2 separate regions of the Homo sapiens genome follow, and region 2 is linked to region 1. Evidence: read pairs that join two places in POLR2A ChIA-PET (ENCODE). Cell type or tissue: MCF 10A. All regions are shown on one strand. Links, peaks and the distances in the headings refer to the core of each region. The heading gives the core; the rest is flanking DNA. Region 1 overlaps BACH2 (BACH transcriptional regulator 2). Region 2 has its middle 15 kb from the start of GJA10.

Region 1 (11,880 bases), core at 2,507-7,506:
AATTAGACAGAAAGTGCTTTGTGATTTCTTTGGTAGTTCACTTTCAGTAGGAAGCCATGGAAGTGTAATGCAGCGTCCACTAATCTCTAACTAGATTCTTCTTGACCTCTCCTTATTATGTCAATTGGAAGAGGAGATGGCTCTGGAGTTAAAATGTCTCTTTTCGCCTTTTGAGACAATAGGGATTGACAGCTTGAGCAGGTAAGCTTAGTCAGGGCTGTATTCCATCCCAAGCACATGCTGTCCACCTTCCCAGGAGGGTATATTAAATATTATTATTACTAATGATAATTAATACCAATCATTCCCTTGAGATCTCAGGTTAGTGATACATAACTAAGTCTGTGTCATTTCAAGACATCTCCCAGGTGAGGGGGTGGTTTAAGAAACAAAAGGAAGTGAACTGTGTCTGGTTTCATTATGAGACTGGGACTTGTATCAGTCCTCACGCCCCATGGGCAAGACTCAGCGGAGAGCAAAAATCCTGAAATCTGTTTCATCATTTAACATCCTCTTGTCTTATATAGTTCTCAGTAGGAGAAATAAATAGATATGGTAAATATTTATTCAGAGTTTCCTCTTGGAATTTACCAAGCAGGATTTGACACAGCATACACACTGAGCCAATTCCTAAAGGGTATTGTTTACTGAGTTAGTTTTCACCCTGACTGCCCACTGCTTTGTAAGCCTTGTACAGTTCCATGATAAAAAGAAATTCCCTTGAGCACAGTTCTCTTTCATGTGCTCCTTTGCCACCGAGTGAATAGACAGAAGAAAGAAGAAGAAAACAAGGGACGAGACCCAAGTGAGTTGACATTTAGTAATAGGAATAAGTGCCAAGACCTGCAGTTGTATCCCACACCCCCACTAAAAAAAAAAAAAAAAAAATCACAAATAGAGAATGTGGGAAATAAAACACAATAGCAATATGTGAAGACTCCTTGGGGGTTTCATTTCTGTAAGCTCAATCCTAGCCAGAGATGTGATGTAGCTGCCCAAAGCATTAATGAAATCATGGTCTGCATTGTAGGACTAAGAAGGTGAAAGATAGTTCTATGTACTCTTCAGTAATAAAATTGTGCTTTATTTGAGATCACATTTGATAGATATATTGGCAAATGTATTGTTGGCTATAACATGGGGTGTTTTTTTTGTTTTGTTTTGTTTTTTTGTTTTTTTTTGAGACAGAGTCTTGCTCTGTCTCCAGGCTGGAATGTAGTGGCACGATCTCAGCTCACTGCAACCTCCGCTTCCTGGATTCAAGCAATTCTCCTGCCTCAGTCCCCCAAGTAGCTGGGACTACAGGCGCACGCCACCACACCCAGCTAATTTTTGTATTTTTAGTAGAGACGGGGTTTCATGATGTTGGCCAGGATGGTCTTGATCTCTTGACCTCGTGATCCACCCGCCTCGGCCTCCCAAAGTGCTGGGATTATGGGAGTGAGCCACCACACCCGGCCTATAATGTGATTTTAAATTGAAATGATGATTTTTAAATTTAGAACTTAAATATTTTTAAAGGACAGTGGCCCAAGACAGTGATAGAGAACCTGAAACCATGTCAAATAACATTTGAAGGAACTAGAAACAACTATCCAGCGAGAAGACTTGAGGAAAGAGAGGAGGCGGAGCCACCACTTACTCCCTACCATGTATGTAGGTGTTATCCTTCCTCTGGTTGCCCTGTAGGGCAAACCAGTGTTTTTAGGCTACAAGGAGGCAGATTGGCCTGAGAGAGAACTGTGTAATGATGTATGCAGTGATGTGGTACATAATAATTTTCCAAAATTGACTTGGCAGTACCTTTCTTCTCATTAGAGGTATTTAATCAGCGCCACCCACTTGGTGGTCAAGACTTTGATGACACATTGAACTAGCTGATCCCCAAAATGCCTGTCACCTCATAATAGCACAGTCATTCATTGCTTAACGATAGGATGCATTCTGAGAAGTACGTCATTAGGCAGTCTCATCATTGTGCAAACATCATAGAGTGTACCTAATGCAAACCTAGATGGTATAGCCTACTGCACAGCTAGGCTGTATGGTATAGTCTACTGCTCCTAGGCCACAAACCTGTACAGCATATTACTCTACAAAATACTATAAGCAGTTGTAATACAGTGGGAGGTATTTGTGTATCTAAACATAGAAAAGGTACAGTAAAAATATGATGTTAGAATCTATGGGACCACCATTATATATGCAGTCTATTATCAACTGAAATGTCATTATTCAGCACATTACTTTATTTACTTCATGGAAAGTGTAAGTTTGCTTTTCATTAACCATCTACTTGATTAAAATAATGAGCTATGAAGGCCAAATAAAAAGAGGTGGCCACTTTTCCAGAGCTACTTTTGGTACCTGAGGATAATTTTATGGAATAAATATCTTTGAATTGTTCTAGCTTTTTTGAAACTTCAGCTTTAAAATATGAAAAGGCCCTTTCTTAGCAGTCCTTGTCTCAAAGAGAAAAAGAAAAATGTATTGAATGCAGACTGAGGTCAGCAAACCCCTCTGCCCTGTTTCCTTCTTCCCTCTTCTGAAGCTCAGTTGCTTTAGAAAGGAGCTTTGGAGAGAACAGGAAACAAAGTTGATGCAAGAGGCTCACTAACTCTAAGAAAACTGTTGGTGCAATCTGTAGTTGTAATGTGGGATAAGTCTTAAATAATTACTTTGAAGCTTAGAACCCCAAATTTTAAAATTTAAGGTCTAAAAATTCAGTCTTTTAAAGCAGATTTTGGTGACTAAAACCAGGAAAATGGCCCCATCCTTCACTTTTCTTCTTGTTCATTTGGTTAGCAGTAGAATTGCCACCCCCATAAACAGATAAAAGTACTGAAAAACAGGAAGCAACATCAAATAGTTTTAAATTACTTTGGGAAACTCCTGAAAGTGGGTGTAATATGTGTGGGCCTTTAAAAAAGAATCATATTTATGCATTTGATATACAGCTACTTAATTATGTCTTACAGTTCAGCCTAATGTTCATTGGTATTTTTATTTTCCTGCCTATGTTTTGGTCCTTACTTGCCGTGTATAACTACTGCTGGTTTGTCTCCCACTGGTACACCAAGTTGTTCAACTAGCTGCTGATAAACACATTACAAAGTATGTATGGAATAAAGAAACCACAAGAGATGAAAGTGTTAGGTAATTATTTTTTGTAAAAATTATGGTTTGCTTAGTTGGCCTGTAGCAAGACCCTGATGTATTTGGCTGCAGCCAAACAGAGAAATATTTGGCTAAGCTGTCTTCAGCACAGTGTTCCCAAAACAAGTGAAGGAAACCTTTGTTGTGTGAGCACCTTGATATTCTGGAAATGCCTTGCAGCCACCTCCACTTTATCATCCAGAGGGTCAGTGAATGCAACATGGGGCTTGTGTAATGCATAACTGCACATCTGCAATCTGAAGCCTTCCCAGCCCTGATCCACATGGCTCTGGACAGGTCTGGCTGTAATATTTGTAGGGCTCCAGACAAAGGCACAATTGAAGCTCATATGCTGTATGCTTAAATATTAAAATTTATGAATCAGGCTAACAAACTGGTTGTATAAAATACATTCTGTCCTTCTGCCTTGATGTAATGACCTTTCGGAAGGCCAGATTTAAATTTAGAATTATCGGTCTCCTTAGAGTTCCAAATGGGAACATGGTAGTATGGGGGAAACCAGCATACACCTACCTGCTTCCTTCTTTCCTGCTCCTTCTCCTCCCACTCCCCCAGTCCCCCATCCTACAGGGGTCTTGAAACATGCACATGGACACCCCAGCCCACATGTCCAAGATACATGCATATCTCTGTAAATAGCTGCCCTTGGCCATTCTCTCACCCTTCAGGTGGTGTAGCCCACCAAAGGGAGGAAGGACCGAGGGAAAGGGCATACACTGACCCTGGGAGCTCACTTGGAACCATTTGGGTGGGAAATTCTGGAAGAGTTTAAGGGAGAGATCATAAGGCAAGATGGGGAACAATGCCTCCCTGGCCTAACTGAAGGAGAACAGAGTCCTTCCTTGCCTGGGTCTAGGGGCTGTGCTGTCTGTGGGCATTTAAATAAAATCTGCAGCATCTCCCATTTTTTCATGACAGCAGTTCTTTCTCTTCACACAGAAACCGCTCCTGCCTCAACTCCAAGGGCCAGAGCGAGTTGGCACACCCTCCAAGAGGAGCACCTCGCTTCTGGGCACAGCAGGAGCAGCCTCACTGTTGAGGTTTCAGTAAAGTATTTTGCCTGAAGTCCTCTTGTTGGTTCAGCCTCTCCTTCAAGCTTTGTTCCTGTTCCCTCTGAACACCCCACCTCTCCACACACACCTAGATCTCTAACTTGAGACCTGGACAAAGAAACTGCTCTTTTGGGGGATACATCACTCAGCCCTAATATTTGCCTTCTCCAGAATCAGTGATCTCAATAAAATTGTGAAGGATTGTAACATCTTTTTGGAAATAATATCAGGGGACCCTTGATACCTGCGGATTTTATTTGGTGCTGATTAAGGGTCAGTATGTCCCTGTGATGCATTTGGCCCCCTCTTTGCCACTTTGTCGGTCACTGACCAGGCCACTTCACTTCTCTACACTTCATTGTCTGCATCTACAAAAAGTGAACAATAATTCATGCCTGTTTCTATTTCAAATGGATGTTTTCAGGACAAATTTGTAAATACATATATGAAGAACAATCAAAATATCCAGTCAGTCCTTTTTCCAGTAGAACTTCATTTAACTCTCCAAGAGCTTTTGTATATTACCAAGAAATAGGATTCAGACTTCCCTAAGTTGACAGAAAAGCATGAAATCTGTTTCTAACAGATGTTCCCCATGATCCCCCAAACGTAAACATGTTTTCAAGATGATAGTGAGACAACCTGTTTACACAAGGAAGTACTTTAAAAAGCAAACAAAAAAGCATCACCCAGAGCAGTCATCGTGATCAAAGTGCCGTCAATTATTAGGGCGTAAAGGGAACTGATGACTCAACTTAGCACCACCGCGGTCTCCAGATTTCAGTTTCGTAACAGAGTTTCTTTTCAGGAATATTCTTCATTTACACACAAATCCGATTTTCTTTCTAAATTGTTTCTCGATTTTTGTCAAACCGAAATACCAGGATCTCTTCAAAAGATGACTCCGATAACCAGATAATGCTGAGATGAGCATCACACGGACACACTTCGCCATGGAGAGCAGGGTTGCTACTCCCTGGGATCTTGGTGCCTGGGAGGAGGGACAAGGTCTTCCACACAGCAGCTCCTGGCTCTCTCTGCTCCCACACCTCCCCAATTAGTCAGATGCAGCATAGAAACTCTCAGACTGCATGGTGGTAGAAAATAACTTTCTAAATCAATCAAAGTGTGATATTTTGATCCTTTCACATGCCTGGGTATTCTGGGCAAATGCATGCTCAAATCAGTGACTCATGGATCAAGATGCAAAGTAGGTCTCTGAATGCTGGCTAGAAATCAGTTTTTGAACCTGAAGCAAAATATAGTCTGGTAAAAAAAAAAAAAAAAAAAAAATATATATATATATATATATATATGTATTGTGTCAAATTTAGCAGTTTTTGTGCAAGGTAACTACCACTGCCCCTCAAAGTATTGTATATTAGGAGTCAGCCCTGAGTTGGAAAGAAGAAGTAGGTTAGCAGAGGTGTCTACATAAAAGCCCATAAGAAGTCCTAACTGAATGGAAGGTCCTTTTATTTTTATTATTATTATTATTATTATTATTATTATTATTATTATTATTATTATTTGAAATGGAGTTTCGCTCTTGTTGCCCAGGCCAGAGTGCAATGGCGCAATCTCGGCTCACTGTAACCTCTGCCTCCTCGGTTCAAGTGATTCTCCTGCCTCGTCCTCCCGAGTAGCTGGGATTACAGGCACCCGCCATCATGCCCAGCTAATTGTTTGTATTTTTAGTAGAGACAGGGTTTCACCATGTTGGCCAGGCTGGTCTTGAACTCCTGACCTCAAGTGATCCACCAGCCTTGGCCTCCCAAAGTGCTGGGATTACAGGCATGAGTCACCACGCCCAGCCCAGGAGGGCACTTTTTGAAAGGTTCATTCAAAACTCCTTTAGAATGTGGTTTTTCATTGAAACAAACCCTTTAGATTCCCTTTGAGAATGGCGAGGCCAGACCCTGTGGCATCCTCAATGAATGATACCCCTTTAAACAGACTTTAGGGATAGGCTGGAAACCTGACCTCTTTTTATAATACCACTTCTATGGAAAATAGATTCGTGTCTCACCATGTATCCTGGAGTCCCAGGAACTTTTCAAATCATTATATGGGCTGTCAGCAGCAGTAGGAATGCCACCAAGACCATAACCCAAAAGCAGGATCATTACCCAATGCCACAGGAAGGGGACAAATAATAGTATGAGCTCCTTATATTTATAGTGAAGTTTTAAGTCATGGGTTTTTGTGCCAGGATATTCCTGTGATTCAGAATACTTAAAAATACTTGACTGCAATTCATTAGAAGAAAAAATAAACCACACACGAAAAAACCTATTAGAATGAATAATAAGATCATCAGTTTTGCAGGATGAAAGTTCAGTCTACAAAAATCAATTTCTGTACCCTAGCAAGAAAAATGAAATTACAAAAACAATTCCATTTACATAGCATCAAAAATAATTAAATATTCAGGAATAAATTTAAGAAAAGAAGTGCAAGACTTGAACACTGAAAATTACAGAATACTATAGAAAGAAATTAAGGAAACATAAATAAATGGAAAGACATCCAATGTTCATAGATCAGAAGACTTGTTAAGATGGCAAAACTATCCAAACCTATATAGTCAACACAATCCCTATCAAAATTGCAGCATTTTTGCAGAAATTGACAGGCTGATTTTAAAATTCATATGGAAATGCAAGGGACCCAGAATAGCTAAAACAATCTTGCAAAAGAGGAACAAAATTGGAGGACTCACACTTCCTTTTTTCAAAACATCCTATAAGATAGTGTAGTCTTGAATACAGTACACGTATGCTCAAAGTTTTCAACAAGGGTTCCAGAACAATTTGATGAGGAAAGAACAGTCTTTTCAACATATAGTGCCAGGACAACAGGATATTCACACACAGAAGAATGAACTTGGACTTATACCTTACACCATATACAAAAATTAACTCAAAATGGATCACAAAAATAAATGCAAGCAAAAATTCTAAAACTCTTAGAAGAAAATATAGGGATACATTTTTGTGACCTTGCGTTAGGCAGTGGATTCTTAGATATAACACCACAAGTACAAAAGACAAAAGAAAAATTAGATAAATGGGACTTCATAAAATTAAAAACTTCATGCTTAAAGGAAACCATTAAGAAAGTGAAAAGATGGTCCACAGATGGGAGAAAATACTTACAAATCATGTATCTGACAAAGGATGTGTATCCAGAATATATAAAGAATTCTTACAGCTCAATGCTCAAAAGACAACCCAGACAAGTAATGGACAACTAAAATATGCATTTCTCAGAAAAAGATATACAAATGGCCAGTAAGTGAATGAAAAGATGTTCAGCATCATTGGTCATTAGGGAAATGCAAATCAAAATTATAGTGAGTTACCACTTTACCCCCACTAGGATGGTTAAAGTCTAAAAGACAGTAATAAGTGTTGGTGAGGATGTGGAGAAATTGGAACCCTTATACATTGCTGGTGGGATTGTCCTGCTACAGCCATTTTGGAAAACAGTTCCTCAAAATGTTAAATACAGAGTTACCATTTGTCCCAGTATATTAGTTAGGGTTCTGCAGAGAATAGAACCAATAGAGGGTGTGTGTGTGTGTGTGTGTGTCTGTGTGTGTGTGTGTGTGTGTGTGTCTGTGTGTGTGTGTGTAGAGAGAGAGAGGAAAGGGACAGATTTATTTTAAAGAATTGGCTTACATGATTGAGGAGACTAGCAAGTTCAAAATTTGCAGGGTAGGCCAGCAGGCTGTAGACCCAGAGAAGCATCGATGTTGCAGTTAGAGTCCAAAGGGAGTCTGCTGTCAGTATTCCTTCTTCCTGGGAGAGGTCAGCCTTTTTTCTTAAGGCCTTCAACTGATTGGATGAGGCCCACCTCATGAAGAGTAATCTGCTTTATTCAAAGACTACTGATGTAAATGTTAATCTCATCTAAAAAACACCTTTGTAACGACACCCAAACATGTTTGACCACAAGTCTTGGTATGGTGACTTAGCCAAATTAACACATAAAATTAACCATCCTACCTAGCGATTTCACTTCCAGGTATATATCCAAGTAAATTGAAAACATGTCCAAATATGTCTAACCATACAAAAATGTTCTTGGCAGCATTATTCATAATAGCTAAAATGTGGAAACAATCCAAATATCCATCAACTGATATAAATGGATAAACAGGATGTGGTAGATGAATATAATTGATTATTATGCAGCCATAAAAAGGGATGAAATATTGACATTTGCTACATCAAGTGTGAACCCTGAAAATATGGTAAAGTGAAAGAAGCTAGACACAAAAGGCCTCATAATAGATGATTCCATTTATACAAAATGTGTAGAATAGGAAAATCCACAGAGACAGAAAGTAGATTGGTGGTTGCCAAGGGTTGAAGGGGAAAGGAAATGAAGAGTAACTACTATGGGTGTAGGTTTTCTTTTTTGGATGATGGAAATGTTCTGATATTAGATAGTGGTGATGGTCGCACAACTCTGTGAATATACTAAAAAACATTGAATTGTATATTTTAAAGGTGTGAATTGTATGATATGCTGATTATATCTCAATAAACCTGTTAAAAAATGCCTAAGCCTCCAAACGTAAGTGGTCCTGGCCACCTAATAGAAAGCAGCAGGAGTTGCTTCTAAAATATAGAATGTATGCTGAATCCCATATGTGAAGAGTTAGAAGGGAATGAAATGATCATCACCATTTACTAGATACCTTCTGTGTTTCAGAAGCTGTGAACATATCAGCTCTCTTAGTCTTCCTTAAAAAACAAAAACAAAAAACATAGCCAGTTTTAAGGGCACACACCTGTAGTCCCAGCTACTCAGGAGGCTGAGGCCGGAGGATCGCTTGAGCCCAAGAGTTCGAGGATGCAGTGAGCTATGATCACGCCACTGTACTCCAGCCTGGGTGACAGAGCAAGACCCTGTCTAAAAAAAATAAAACAAAAGCATATGTTGGCTTTAATCTTCCTTGTTTGTTCACATCAGGAAACTGAGCCTTTGTTCAAATTGCTTGGCCAAAGTCAGCTATGTTGGGACTAGACCTGGGTCTCTCTGACTTTAGGCTTATTCCTAATTCACTGCCCCACACTTCTCCTGGAGGAGAAACCCTGTCCCGAACTGAACAGAGAGTGGCACGACCTGCCACTTAGAGAGGTGGGCAAAGTCTTCCCAAGAACAAAGGTATGAAGGCTGAAGTATGCTTTTGGAGAAAAAACAAAGGAATTAAGTGCAAACGGGAGGCCGTTGCTTTTATGATAAAGAAAAAAAAAACAGGTTTAATTTTTAAAACAAAAGTTCCACAAGGACCACAAGGAAAGTGACAGGAAGACAGAAGGGACCACAGGATCCAAGATTGCCAATTGAAAAGCAAAACCTAACACTGGGGTAGAGCCAGCATGTCATGGACCAGTAAGAGAAATGAACGTTCCCAGAGTAGCCAGCTGAATTGGGGAGAGGCCTAGCCGTGTTGACAGTCAGTTGGACCAGAAGCCACGTAGGGGTGTTCCGGAAGCTGAAACAAGTCGTTTCTCATCCAGAGACAAAAGTGGCCCCAGAAGAAGTTACCCTGGATGCTCCATGGATCAGGATCCAGTACAGGGGCTTGTAGACAAAGAGAAGTACTGGAGTTCTTTTACAAGAGATTTTAACCTGAGGTTTATGGATTCTTAGGGGGCCTACATCGTCTTCAAAGGGTCCTTGAGCTCTTGCTATCATGTGGAAATGTTTTGTGTCTATGCGTCTGGTTCTGGGGAGAGAGTCTTCAGGTTTTTAAAGAATCTATGTCAGGAAGAAGATATTTAAAAGTTATTTAAATGTTTCTCTTAAAGCGCTAGGCTAATTTTCTGGCTGTGTGATAGATTGTGTTAAATGGTCTGGCACTCCTAATTTTTGGAATAAAAATGAATTCTTAGTGAATGATCTCACAGCCTGCAGTGCTGTCTGATTCTGTCCTGGCATTTGATAGAACTTGTTAGGGGATTAGGTAAGACAGGATGTTGGTACATTTGAGGTCATTAAACCAAGAAGGGAAGGGTGGGGGTTGCGGGGGGGGCAAAGAAATCTTGCTAAATATATTGTGGAGCTGAACTAAATGCTGAATAGCTAAGGGACATTCTTTGTGTTCTGTGCCAAGACTTTAAAACCCTGTTTAGAAACAGACTAGAATGATGGAGACAGCTCCATCTAGATGCAGTGCATTGGTAAATGCCTGTCTTTCCAAGAAATACTATTTTACTTGTCCTTTTATGGAGGAGGCGTGGAAGGCTGTGATGTACTGGGTTGTATAACATTTTTGTAAGCGGATACAGCTAGTATAGAACCTAGAGAAACAATAAAAGCCGCCTTTTCACATGGTGTCTCACAGTTCCCGTTTCATTACTAGGAAAATAATGAATATGTCACAGAGAAGCTAATTCGTATGAAAGGTTTTTGTCAGCTGAAATGCATGCCCAAAAGTTTATTTTCTACCTGTCTTTTCTTTCTACTTCTTTTTTGTTTCCTTCACTCTTGTTTTGGATGTATAGTTTTAGAAAATACTCACTTTAAAAATGTATTGGATGGATAGTGGTGAAGGCTGTACAACGAAACAAATGTACTTGGTGCCACTGAACCGTATACTTAAAAATGATTAAAGTGGTAAATTGTACGTTTTGGATATTTTACCATAATTTTTAAAAAGTATATCGGCTAATACAGAAGGAAAACCCACTTACCCTTTGAGGCAAGAATTCCAAGTATCTTTATGTGGTAAATGCCACACCCTTTCCCACACGTGGTATGAATATGTAAGTCGTAGGGCAAAGTGTGTATGGGGTAGAAGTGCTCATTTAAGCATTGCATGGTCCCCACTCTGCCACTCACTGGCTATGGGACCTGGGACCCTATATCCCAAAGCAGATGTTAAGCCCTCCACAAATGCTGCCTTCTTCCTCCTCGGTCCATTACTCACATGTTGGTTTTTCAACAGTACAGTGAGACAGTGGGACTCAGTGATCTCCAAGGTCCCTTTCAGCTCTGCTGATCCATAGTTTAAACTCACTATTTTTAAAAAAAATCTATAGAACACTATGAAAATTCTCGTGGACAGATGTAGTCCACGGGCTTCCCATGTGGACACACAGCAGCTTTTGCTGCTTCTGACTTTCTCTCTCCTCTGTTCCACATTCTTTCTCTTCCCCAGCCTGCCAAGAGTCATCCATGAGCTTGGACCTGGGAAGAGAGGGCAGACAGGAGAAAGAAGTGAGGTGGCTCAGGACAGAAGGCTGGGAAAGAGCCTGGTGCTGGATGTCAGGCTGGACTAGGGATGCATGCAACAAGCCAGGAGTCAGCCCTGACAGTGCCACATGGTTATGGGTGTGATGGAACCCAAGGCCGTGGCCCCAGATTATCTGAAGGGTATGTGACCACAGGAGAAGTAAGCACGATTGATTTTTATACGAGGTGGATGGTGGTGGGAATGTAGAGATTAGATCCAGGGAGAGAAGCTGAGCTCATCGTGTGAGGAAGAGCCTCTGTTGGGGAAGAAGAGGCTATGTCAGGAGGTGCAGCAGGAGAAGAGGGCCAAGGGCCAAGTGCAGGTGTATGCTCAGTCTCCAGGCAGGGTTCAAGCTGAGAGCAGATGAACTCTGGCCTAGGACTCGAGGGCTGGCAAAGG
Region 2 (11,880 bases), core at 2,397-7,396, 190 kb after region 1:
ATATTCCATGTAAATGGAAACCAAAAGTAAGCAGGAGTAGCTATGTTTATGGCTGATAAAATATATTTTAAGTGAAAACAGTAAAAAGAGACAAAGAAAGTCATTATATAATGATAAAGGGATCAACTGCAAGAGCATGTAACAATTCTAAATATATATGCATCCAACACAGGAGCACCCAAATACATAAATCAAATATTATTAGATTTTAAAAGAAAGGGAGATAGACTCCAATACAGTATTAGTTGGAGAATTCAACACCCCACTCTCAGTATTAGACAAATAATCTAGACAGAAAATTAATGAAGAAACATTGGATTTAAGCTTAACATTAGACCAAATGGACCTCACAGACATTTATATAACAGACATTTCATCCACCAGCTACAGAATACACATTTTTCTTATCAGCACATGGAATATTTTCCAGGATAAACCATATTTTAGAACACAAAGTAAGTCTCAACAAATTTTTCAAATATCTAGTATCGTCTCAGACCACAGTGGAATAAAATAGAAATTATTTAACAATAACAAGAGGAACTTTGGAAACTATATAAATACATGGAAATTAAACAAAATGCTCCTGAATGAGCAAAGGGTCAAGGAAGAAATTAAGGAGAAAATTAAAAAGTTTTTGAAACAAATGAAAATGGAAACACAGCATACCAAAACCTTTGGAATTCAACAAAAGCAGTGCTAAGAGGGAAGTTTATAGCAATAAACACTTACATTAAAAAGTAGAAAGGTTTTAAATAACCTAATGATGCACTTCAAGGAACTGGAAAAGCAAGAACAAATGAAACCCAAAATTAGTAGAAGGAAAGACATAATAAACATCAGAGCAGTGGGCCATGCACACTGCTGTAATCCTAGTACTTCAGGGGGCTAAGGCAAGAGGATCACCTGAGACCAGTTCAAGACCAATCTGGTCACATAGCAAGACTCCATCTCTACAATAAATTAAAATTAATCAGGCATTGTGGCGCAACCCTGTAATCCCAGCTACTCAGAAGGCTGAGATGGAAAGGTTGCTTGAGCCCAGGAATTCAAGGTTATAGTGAGGTATGATCATACTACTGCACTCTGGATGACAAAGCAAGACTTTCTGTAAAAGCAAAAACAAAACAAAACAAAAACCCATCACTAATCATCAGTGAAATGCAAATCAAAACCACAATGAGATATCATCTTACCCCAATTAGAATGGCTACTATTAAAAAAACAGAAAACAAACAAATAGATGCTGGTGAGGATGTGGAAAAAAGGGAACTTTTATACACGTTGGCAGGATTGTAAATTAGTATGGCCGCTATGGAAAACAGTATGGAGGTTTCTCAAAAACCTTAAAGCACAGCTACCATATGATCCAGCAGCCCCACTACTGGATAGTTATCCAAAGGAAATCAAAAGGATACCTGCACTCCCATGTTTATCGCAGCACTATTCACAATATGAAATCAACCCAAGTGTCCATCAACAGACAAATGAATAAAGAAAATGTGGTATATGTACACAATGGAATACTATCTGACCATAAAAAAGAATAAAATCATGTTATTTGCAGAAACATGGGTGGAACTGGAGGTCATTATGTTAAGTGAAATAAGGCAGGCACAGAAAGGTAAATATCACGTTCTCACTCAGGTAAGAGCTATAAACGTTGATGTCATTGAGGTAGAGAGTGGAATGATAGATACCAGAGGCTGGAAAGGGTATGTGGGTGGGAGGGGGGTGAAGACAGATTGGTCAACAGGTATACACATACAGTTAGATAGAAAGTTCTAATGTCTGATAGCAGAGCAGGGTGACTATACAATGTATTATATAATTCCAAGTAGCTAAAAGAGAGAACTTGAAATGTTTCCAACACATAGAAATGATAACTATTCAAGGTGATGGATACCGCAATACCCTGAAATGATCATTATACATTCTATGATGCAACAAAATATCACATGTGCCTCATGAATATGTAAAACATTACATATCACTTAAAAATATTTTTTAATAAAAATAAAAAACAGGCTGGGCGCAGTGGCTCACGCCTGTAATCCCAGCACTTTGGGAGGCCAAATCACTTGAGGCCAGGAGTTCGATACCAGCCTGGACAACACGGTGAAAGCTCATCTCTACTAAAAATACAAAAATTAGCCAGGCATGGTGGCAGGTGCCTGTAATCCCAGCTACCTGGGAGGCTGAGACAGGAGAATTGCTTGAAACCTGGAGGCAGAGGTTGCAGTGAGCCGAGATAGGGCCACTGCACTCCAGCCTGGGTAACAGAGCAAGACTCTGTCTCTAAATAAATAAATAAAATAAAATAACAAACAATAAATATGCGTGGACATATATTTGTCTTCAAGGATTGATTATGAAGGCACTGAGGAAAGTACCAGTGACACACCCTATGGTGTTCACAGAGGACAGAGGCTGCCTTGGGGGAAAAAAGTAGAGGTTGAGTCCAGATGAGAACAAGAGGAGACGAACTTTCCCATGGTCAGGTTCACATTTTACTCTATGTTATTTTATATTGTTTGAGTTTATTTAAATTAGCATGTATTACTTTAATTTGAAAAACAATAATTCTTTTAAAAACTGTCGTTCTTCCAAATCAGTAAGAGTTGTACCCCTGGTCTGAGCCACCCTCATAGCTCACTGAACCACTGCACAGTCTCCTACCTGATCTCCCTTATTCTACTCTTACCCCTACAATTGATTCTCCAAAAAGAGTGATTGGTTTTTATAACATATGTATCAGCCCATGACTATCCCTGTGCTATCCAACTCAAATTTCTATTCACGGTCTCAAAGGCCTACACATCAGGACCCTGCCCATTCCAACCTCATCCCTATCCCTCCCCTTCCTGGTCACCGCCACAAGAGTGATCTCCTTCTGTAGTTCCAGAGAGCCGAGGACCTTTGCACTTACCGGTCCCTCTGCCTGAGAGGCCCCATCCACCCAGGACTTCAGCACCTTTTCAAGAGCCCACCTCTGATAACCTCATCTAAAGTAATACCATCTACTTCCCAGTGTCCCTTTGTCCACATCACTGTGTTGTTTTCTCCTAGCACCTAAAACTATGTGAAGTTGCTTTAAATATTTGTTTATTTTTCTCTACTGTGAGAAAAGGGACTGTGTTGTCCTGTGAGCTGTTATATCCCAGCACCCAGCATCCAGTGCCTGGTACCTAGTAAGCATTCAAAAAACACTTCACGGGCCAGGCTCACACTTGTAATACCAGCACTTTGGGAGGTCGAGGTGGGTGGATTACTTGAGCCCAGAAGTTCAAAGCTACAGTGAGCCATGATCATGCCACTGCCCTGGAGCCTGGGCGACAGAGCAAGACCCTGTCTCAAAAAAAACAAAAACAAAAAATTAATTAAGAAAGAAAGAAAGAACAGATTTGGGGGTGGTAAGAAGACAAATAAAACAGAAAATTTCTCTTTTTGGCCTATATATTTCTATGTTGCCTGAATTTTTACAATTTAAACACTTATTTGCACAAAATAAATATTAAGGAAACAAGTTTCTTTTTTAAAACTGTAGGCTAGGTCCTACAGATTATATGGTATTGGGAAGGGGAAAGTGTTTCTCTATGTTTCTAGGAGCAAGTCTTCTCAGTACATTCTTCATCTCCCTAACATCCTAAAAGATTGGAAGAGTTCACAGGGCAACTTTCTTCCTAATGCCAAAATCTCCTTCCTCTGCAGCCACAGTTCTGAACTCTGGCTGCAAATTAGAATCACCTGGGAGAGGCCAGGAGTGATGGCTCACGCCTGTAATCCCAGCACTTTGGGAGGCCGAGGTGGGCAGATCACGAGCTCAGGAGATCGAGCCCATCCTGGCTAACACGGTGACACCCCGTCTCTACTAAAAAATACAAAAAAAATTAGCCGGGCGTGGTGGCGGGTGCCTGTAGTCCCAGCTACTCCGGAGGCTGAGGCCGGAGAATGGCGTGAACCTGGGAGGCAGAGCTTGCAGTGAGCTGAGATCGCGCCACTGCACTCCAGCCTGGGCGACAGAGTGAAGACTCCGTCTCAAAAAAAAAAAAAAAAAATCACCTGGGAGCTTTACAAAAAAGAAAGAAAAAAGGAAGGAAGGAAAGAAAGAGGAAAAGAAGGGAGGAAGGAAGGAAGGAAGGAGAAAGAATGAAAGAACGAAAGAAAAAGAGAGAAAAAGGAGGGAGGGAGGAAGGAAGGGAGGGAAGGAGGGAGGGAGGGAGGAAAGAAAAGGAAAGAAAATCATGGCTCTATCAGATAGCTTTCTGACCTTCTAAAACACAATGGATTCCTTTCACAGGACAATTCTCTGTAAGAAACAGCATAAGTGGCCAAACAACTGGTTCTATCAGGAGTCATTTCACTCTGAAATGTCAACTGCTGTAATCAGAATGTATCTGGCTGAGTAATAGAAATTCTGCCATCTTGAACCTAATGCAACATAACAGGTAGTTTACAGTTCATTTATTGAAAGTAGAGGATTATTATTATTATTATTATTTTAAATCTGAATATTTAATTCAATTTCTCAATAAGATTCCATGGGGTGCTGGAAAAGATCTAGAAACTAGAAAAGATCCTAATAAAGAGGGAGACATCTGAGAGCAGGAAGTGTAGCAAGGAGACAGAAACCACAATAGCTCTGGTGGGAAACCATGATGGAGGCTGTAAATAGCAGACAAGACACGGAGAAAATAAAATTAACATGACCAAGGGCAAAATGATAAAAAGACGAAAAGAAAGAGGCAGGCGGTCAGACACGGGGGATATAACCTGGGAATAATCGGAATTCTGGAGAGAACAAAACAGACATAGGGAAAGCAGTATTCAAAGAAATGGGAGGGGAAAAGTTTCCTGCTGTAAAGAAAGAACTCAGCTGGAAACTGAGAGCATGTTCTGACTTCCCAGCAAAGTTAATGAAAAGAGGGCCCCGCTTAGACACACTAGGATGGAATTCTCAAAGTTAAAAAAGTTAAGAAAATTGCCGGAACATACACACAGACACACCCTTGAAATAGGAAACTGAAAGGGAAGAGAGATTTTACTTTACTTGAAAGTAGAGGATTATTATCCTTTGTTTGCTACACTAATTTCTTTTTTTCTCTTTTCCTTTTTTTTTTTTTTTTTTAAGAGACAGGATCTCATTGTGTTGCCAAGGCTGGGCTTGAATTCCTGACCTCAAGCCATCCCCCAGCTTGGCCTCCCGAAGTGCTGGGATTACAGGCATGAGCCACCGCACCTAGCCCCTTACACTAATTTCTAATGAAAGATCCATCTGTTTACAAGAAGCACCATGTGTCAGCCACTGGTCTGTGGAGTTGAGAGCTGCGGCCTCAATTCCCAAGTGTTTCCATCATTTGGGGAGTGAAGTGGGCTGTCATCTCTGTAAAAAGCTTGGGAAAAGGTGACCATAATTAGGAAAGCTCTGTGGTCAAAGGCATTATTTATAATTCCTAGAAACATAAAGAACAAAGAAGAAAGAAAAAAAATGAAATAAGAAAGAGGGCTCCAGTCTGTAAATATAAGGAGCTTAGAAGTAACCACTCTGCCCTAGCAATAAGTAGAAATCTGAACAAACTAAAAAATCAGCAATTCTTCTTAGATTTGTTAGAGAAGAGAGGTTACTGGACAAACCACTGCCTTCAAAATTAGAAAGTCTAGGGTGCAAAAGATTAAGACCCAGTCATAGGACTATAGAATGTTCCCCTCCCCCCATACTGACCACCACACCACTAAAGGTCTACTTACCAGAGTCTTTTCTCTCTTTTCTTTTTCTTGAGATAGGGTCTCACTCTGTCCCCCAGGCTGGAGTGCAGTGGCACAGTCCCAACTACTTGGGAGGCTGAGGTAGGAGAATTGCATGAGCCTGGGAGGTCGAGGTGGCAGTAAGCCATGACCATGTCACTGCACTCCAGCCTGGGGGACAGAGTGAGACCCTGTCTCAAGGGAAAAAAAAAAGGAAAGAGAGACAGGGTTTTGCTATGTTGCCCAAGCTGCTCTCGAGCTCCTGAGCTCAAGGGATCCACCTGCCTTGGCCTCCCAAAGTGCTGACATTACAGGTGTAAGCCACCACACCCAGCCCCACATTCTTTTCATCTCTACAAAATATTCACATTTCAACAAAAAAGCACAAAGCATACTAAAGGGCAAAAAACGCAGTTTGAAGAGACCCAACGAGCATCAGAATCAGAGTCAGATAGGGCACAAATGTTGGAATTATCACACCAGGAATTTAAAAGTATGATTAATATGCTAAGGGCTCTAATGGAAAAAGTAGACAAGATATAAGAACAGGTAGATAATGTAAGTTAGGAGATGAAAAGCCTAAGAAAGAATCACAGAAAAGTGCTAGAGATCAAAAACACTGCAACAGAAATAAAGAATGCCTTTGATGGGCTCATTAGTAGACTGGACATGGCCGAGGAAACAATCTCTGAGCTTGAGGATATAAAAATAGAAACTTCCAGGACTGAAAAACAAAGATTAAAAAAGACTAAAACAAACAAAAACAAAATAGAACAGAATACCCAAGAACTGTGGGACAATTACAACAGGTATAACACACATATAAACCAGAAGGAGAAGAAACAGAGAAAGGAAGACAAGAAATATTTGAAGCTATAATACTAATAAGCTCCCAAATCTGATGTCAGACACCAAACCACACATCCAGGAAGTCCAGAAAACACCAAATGGGATATATGCCAAAAAAAAAACTACTTCTAGGCTTATCATATTCAAACTTCAGAAAATCAAAGAGGAAAAAAGTCTTGAAAGAAGACAGAGAGAAAAAAAACACTTTCCCTACAGAGGAGCAAAGATAAGAACTATATTTAACTTCTCATAAACGATACAAGCAAGAAGACAGGAGAATGAAATAGTTAAAGCATTGAGAGGAAAACACCACACCACCAATCTAGAAGTCTCTATCCTGAGAATTATCCTTCAAAGTGAAGGAGAAGGCCAGGCGCAGTGGCCTGTAATCCCAGCACTTTGCGAGGCCAAGGCAGGCGAATCGCTTGAAGTCAAGAGTTCAAAACCAACCTGGCCAACTTGGTGAAACCCCATCTCTATTAAAAATACAGAAATTAGCCAGGTATGGTGGCACACACCTGTGATCCCAACTACTTGGGAAGCTGAGGCAGGAGAATCGCTTGAACCCAAGAGGTGGAGGTTGCAATGAGCCGAGATCACACCACCGCATTCCAGCCTGGGCAACAGAACGAGACTCTGTCTCAGAAAACAAACAAACAAAAAAAAAGTGAAGGAGAAGTAAAGACTTTCTTGGCCAAATAAGAATTGTAGGAATGTGTGGCCAGTAGCCCTGCCTTGTAAGAAATGTTAAAAAAGAGTCCTTCAGAGAGAAAAAAAATGATATAGGTCAGAAACTCAGATCTACATAAAGAAAGGAAAAACATTAGATAGGAAATAAGAGAAGGTAAAATAAGAACTTGTATCTTTCATATTCTTAAGAATAATGTACTGACACACATATGTATGTTTATATGTTTATGTATGTATGAAATGAGTGACAGCAATAATATAAGGACAGGAGGGAGGCATTAGGAATTTTTTTATTAAATGGTAGTTATACTACCATAAAGTGGCATAGTGTTATCTGAAAGCGAACTTGGATTAGTTGTAAATGCGTATTGCAAACTCTAGGACAACCACCAAAAAAAGTTTTAAAGGAAGTATAATTAATACGTTAAGGAAGGAGAGAAAGGCCGGGCTCAGTGGCTCACGCCTGTAATCCCAACCCTTTGGGAGGCTGAGGTGGGTGGATCATGATCGTGGTCAGGAGTTCAAGACCAACCTGACCAAAATGGTGAAACCCCATCTCTACTAAAAATACAAAAATTAGCCGGGTTTGGTGGTGCATGCCTGTAATCCCAGCTACTCAGGAGGCTGAGTCAGGAGAATCGCATGAACCCGGGAGGCGGAGGTTGCAGTGGGCCGAGATCGTGCCACTGCACTCCAGCCTGGGGGAAAGAGAGAGAGACTCTGTCTCAAAGAAAACAAAAAAAGAAAGAAAGGAGAGAAAATGATGCCAGGCATGGTGGCTCATGCCTGTAATCCCAGCACTTTGAGAGGCTGAGGCAGGTGGATCACCTGAGGTCAGGAGTTCGAGACCAGCCTGGCCAACATGGTGAAACCCCATCTCTACTAAAAATACAAAAATTAGCCAGGCGTGGTGGTGCATGCCTGTAACCCCAGTTACTCGGGAGGCTGAGGCAGGAGAATCACTTGAACTGGGAGGTGGAGGTTGTAGTGAGCCAAGATTACACCACTGCACCTGCACTCCAGCCTGGGTGAGACAGCGAGACTCCATTGCAAAAAAAAAAGGAAAGGAGAGAAAATGAAATCATATAGAGTGCTCAATTAAAACCACAAAAGGCAGAAAAGGTGTGCATGACAAAAACAGGAGCAAAGAACAAGGGCGACAAATGGAAAATAGTAATAAATATACTAAATATTAATGCCATTATATCAATAATCACTTTTCATGCCAGTCATCTAAATACACAAAATACAGAGATTGTCAGAGTGGATCAAAAAACAAGACACAGATGGGGCATGATGGCTCACACATGTAATCCCAGCACTTTGGGAAGGCCAAGGAAGGAGGATCATTTGAACCCAAGAGTTCAAGACTAGACTGGGAAACATAATGATAACCCATCTCTACAAAAAAAAAAAATTAAAAATTAGCTGTGCTTGAAGCGGTGGCTCACGCCTGTAATCCCAGCACTTTGGGAGCAGAGGCGGGCGGATCACCTGAGGTCAGGAGTTTGAGACCAGTCTGGCCAACATGGTGAAACCCCATCTCTACTAAAAATACAAAAATTAGCCGGGTGTGGTGGCACCTGTACTCCCAGCTACTTGGGAGGCTGAGGCAGGAGAATCGCTTGAACCAGGAGGCACAGGTTGCAGTGAGTCAAGATCATGCCATTGCACTCCAGCCTGGGCGACAAGAGTGAGACTCTGTCTCAAAAAAAAAAAAAAGAAAGAAAAAAAAATTAGCTGAGAGTGGCAATGTGCACCTGTAGTCCTAGCTACTCAAGAGGCTGAGGTGGGAGGATCACTTGAGCCCAGGAGGTCAAAACTGCTGTGATCCATGATCATGCCACTGCACTCCAGCCAGGCAACAGAGTGAGACACTGTCTCTAAAAAAATAAAAATAAAAACAAGATGCATTATATGTTATCTGTAAAAAACCAACTTTGGCCGGGCACGGTGGCTCACGCCTGTAATCCCAGCACTTTGGGAGGCCGAGACGGGCGGATCACGAGGTCAGGAGATCGAGACCCCGGTGAAACCCCGTCTCTACTAAAAATACAAAAAATTAGCCAGGTGCGGTGGCGGGCGCCTATAGTCCCAGCTACTCGGGAGGCTGAGGCAGGAGAATGGCGTGAGCCCGGGAGGCGGAGCTTGCAGTGAGCTGAGGTTGCGCCACTGCACTCCAGCCTGGGCGACAGAGCGAGACTCCGTCTCAAAAAAAAAAAGAAAGAAAAAGAAACCAACTTTAAATATAAAGGTATATATAAAGTAAAAGTAAAGAAATGAAGAAAGATATATGATGCTCACACTAATCAAAAGAAGGCAGGAGTAGCTATATTAATTTCAGACAGAGAAGACTTCAGGAAAGTTATCAGGGATAAAGAGGGACAATGCAAATGATAAAGGGGTGAATATTCTGAGAAAAAACAATCCTTAATGTGTATGTACCTAACAACAGAAGATCAGAATATGTGAGGCAAAAACTGCTAGAACTGCAAGGAGAAATAAATGAATCCACTATTATAGTTGGAGACCCTAGCTTCATTCTATCAGAAATGGACAGATCCAGCAGACAGAAAAGCCAAAAGGACATAGTTGAACTCAACAGCACCATCAATTAACTGGATATAATTGACATCTAAAGCTGATGGGAGGATTGCTTGAGGCCAAAAGTTTAAGACCAATTTGGTCATCATAGTGAGACCACATCTCTATAAAATGTAAAATAATTTATTAACAAATTAAGGCCGAGCTCGGTGGCTCATGCCTGTAATCCCAGCACTTTGGGAGGCTGAGGAGGGCGGATCACAAGGTCAGGAAGCCGAGACCATCCTGGCTAACACGGTGAAACCCCGTCTCTACTAAAAATACAAAAAAATTAGCCGGGCGTGGCAGTGTGTGCCTGTAGTCCCAGCTACTCGTGAGGCTGAGGCAGGAGAATGGCGTGAACCCGAGAGGCAGAGCTTGCAGTGAGCCGAGATCACGCCACTGCACTCCAGCATGGGCGACAGAGCGAGACTCCATCTCGAAAAAAAAAATTAAAAAAGAAAAAAATTGACATCTATTGGCTACTTCATCTAGTAACAACAGAATACACATTCTTCTCAAGCTCACATGAAACACTTACCACGATAGACCACATTCTAGGTTGTGGTCTTCTCTCTTTTAAATTTTTAAAAATAGAAATCATACAATGTCTGTTTTCAGATCACAATGGAGTTAAACTAGAAATTAATAATAGCTGGGGCCAGGTGCAGTGGTTCACACCTGTAATCCCAGCACTTTGGGAGGCCAAGGCCGGAGGGTTGCTTTAAGCCAGGAGTTCAATACCAGCCTAGGCTACAAAGTGACATCCCAGCTCTACAAAAAAATTTAAAAATAAGCCAAGCATGATGGTGCACACCCATAGTCCCAGCTACTGAGGAGGCTGAGGTGAGAGGATCACTTGAGCCCAGAAGTTTGAGGCTGCAGTGAGCTAGGTGACAAGCGAGAGACCGTGTCTCTTAAAAAAAAAAAAAAAAGAAAAAAGAAAGATAGCTGGAAAATTCTAAAATACTTGGAGATTAAACTATACATTTATAAATAACACATAGGTCAAGGAGGAAATCTTGGAAAAAAACATATTTTCAACTAAACAAAAATGATAACACAACTTATCAAAATGTGTGAGATACAGCAAAAGCAGTGCTTAGGGAGAAATTTATAGCATTGAATGTATAATTAGAAAAGAAGAAAGATCTAGGCTGGGCATGGTGGCTCATGCCTGTAATCCCAGTACTTTGGGAGGCAGAGGCGGGAGGATCACCTGAGGTCAGGAGTTCAAGACCAGACTGGCCAACATGATGAAATGCCGTCTCTACTAAAAATACAAAAATTAGCTAGGCGTGGTGGCGAGAACCTGTAATCCTAGCTATTAGGGAGGCTGAGACAGGAGAATCACTTGAACCCAGGAGGCAGAGGCTGCAGTGAGCCGAGATCGTGCCATTGAACTCCAGCCTGGGCAACAAAGCGAAACTCTGTCTCAAAAAAAAAGAAAAAGAAAAGAAGAAAGATCTAAAATCATTTATCTACTTTTAGGAAACTAAAAAAATAATTAAATCCAAGGGAAGCAGAAACAAAGCAATAATGAAAATTAGAGCAGAGATGAATGAAATTGAAATAGGAAATTAATAGGGAACATCAACAAAACCAAAATCTACCTCTTTGAAAACATCAATAAAGTGTGTAAGTCTCTAGCCAGGCTAATATCATTTGCATATTTGTCCCTCCCCAAATTGTAATCCCCAGTATTGGAGGTAGGGCCTGGTAGGAGGTATTTAGATCATGGGGGCAGATCCCTCATGAATGGCTTGGGCCATCCCCTCAGTAATAAGTGAGCTCTCACTCTGGGTTCCCATGAGATCTGGTTGTTTAAAAGTGTGTGGCACCTCCCCTCTCACTCCCTCGCTCCTGCTTTCACCATGTGACATGCCTGCTCCCCCTTCCCTTCCACCATGATTATAAGTTTCCTGAGGCCTCCCTAGCAACTGAGCAGATGCCAGAACCATGCTTTCTATAAAGCCTGCAGAACGCTGAGCCAATTAAACCTCTTTTCTTTAT

Evidence for each region. ChIA-PET counts read pairs that join two places held together with the same protein. Peaks named below come from ENCODE experiments on the same cell type or tissue, not always from the same donor. Only the 100,000 strongest peaks of a DNase experiment are listed, where the experiment ranks them.
Region 2: POLR2A ChIA-PET joins it to region 1 with 5 read pairs; 2 of 35 experiments call an interaction of 5 or more read pairs at or near these places.

The regions. Positions count from the first base shown.
Region 1 is chr6:90,096,672-90,108,551 of GRCh38, reverse strand. All of the region lies in intron 4 of BACH2 (BACH transcriptional regulator 2), which reads left to right. Among named protein-coding and RNA genes, the nearest start is that of BACH2, 190 kb to the left of the region's middle. In MCF 10A, for the core only: no CTCF peak of the experiment used is centred there; a DNase peak (open chromatin) is centred at 4,961.
Region 2 is chr6:89,903,519-89,915,398 of GRCh38, reverse strand. No RefSeq gene overlaps it. Among named protein-coding and RNA genes, the nearest start is that of GJA10, 15 kb to the right of the region's middle. RefSeq lists an enhancer at 4,034-4,678. In MCF 10A, for the core only: no CTCF peak of the experiment used is centred there; no DNase peak of the experiment used is centred there.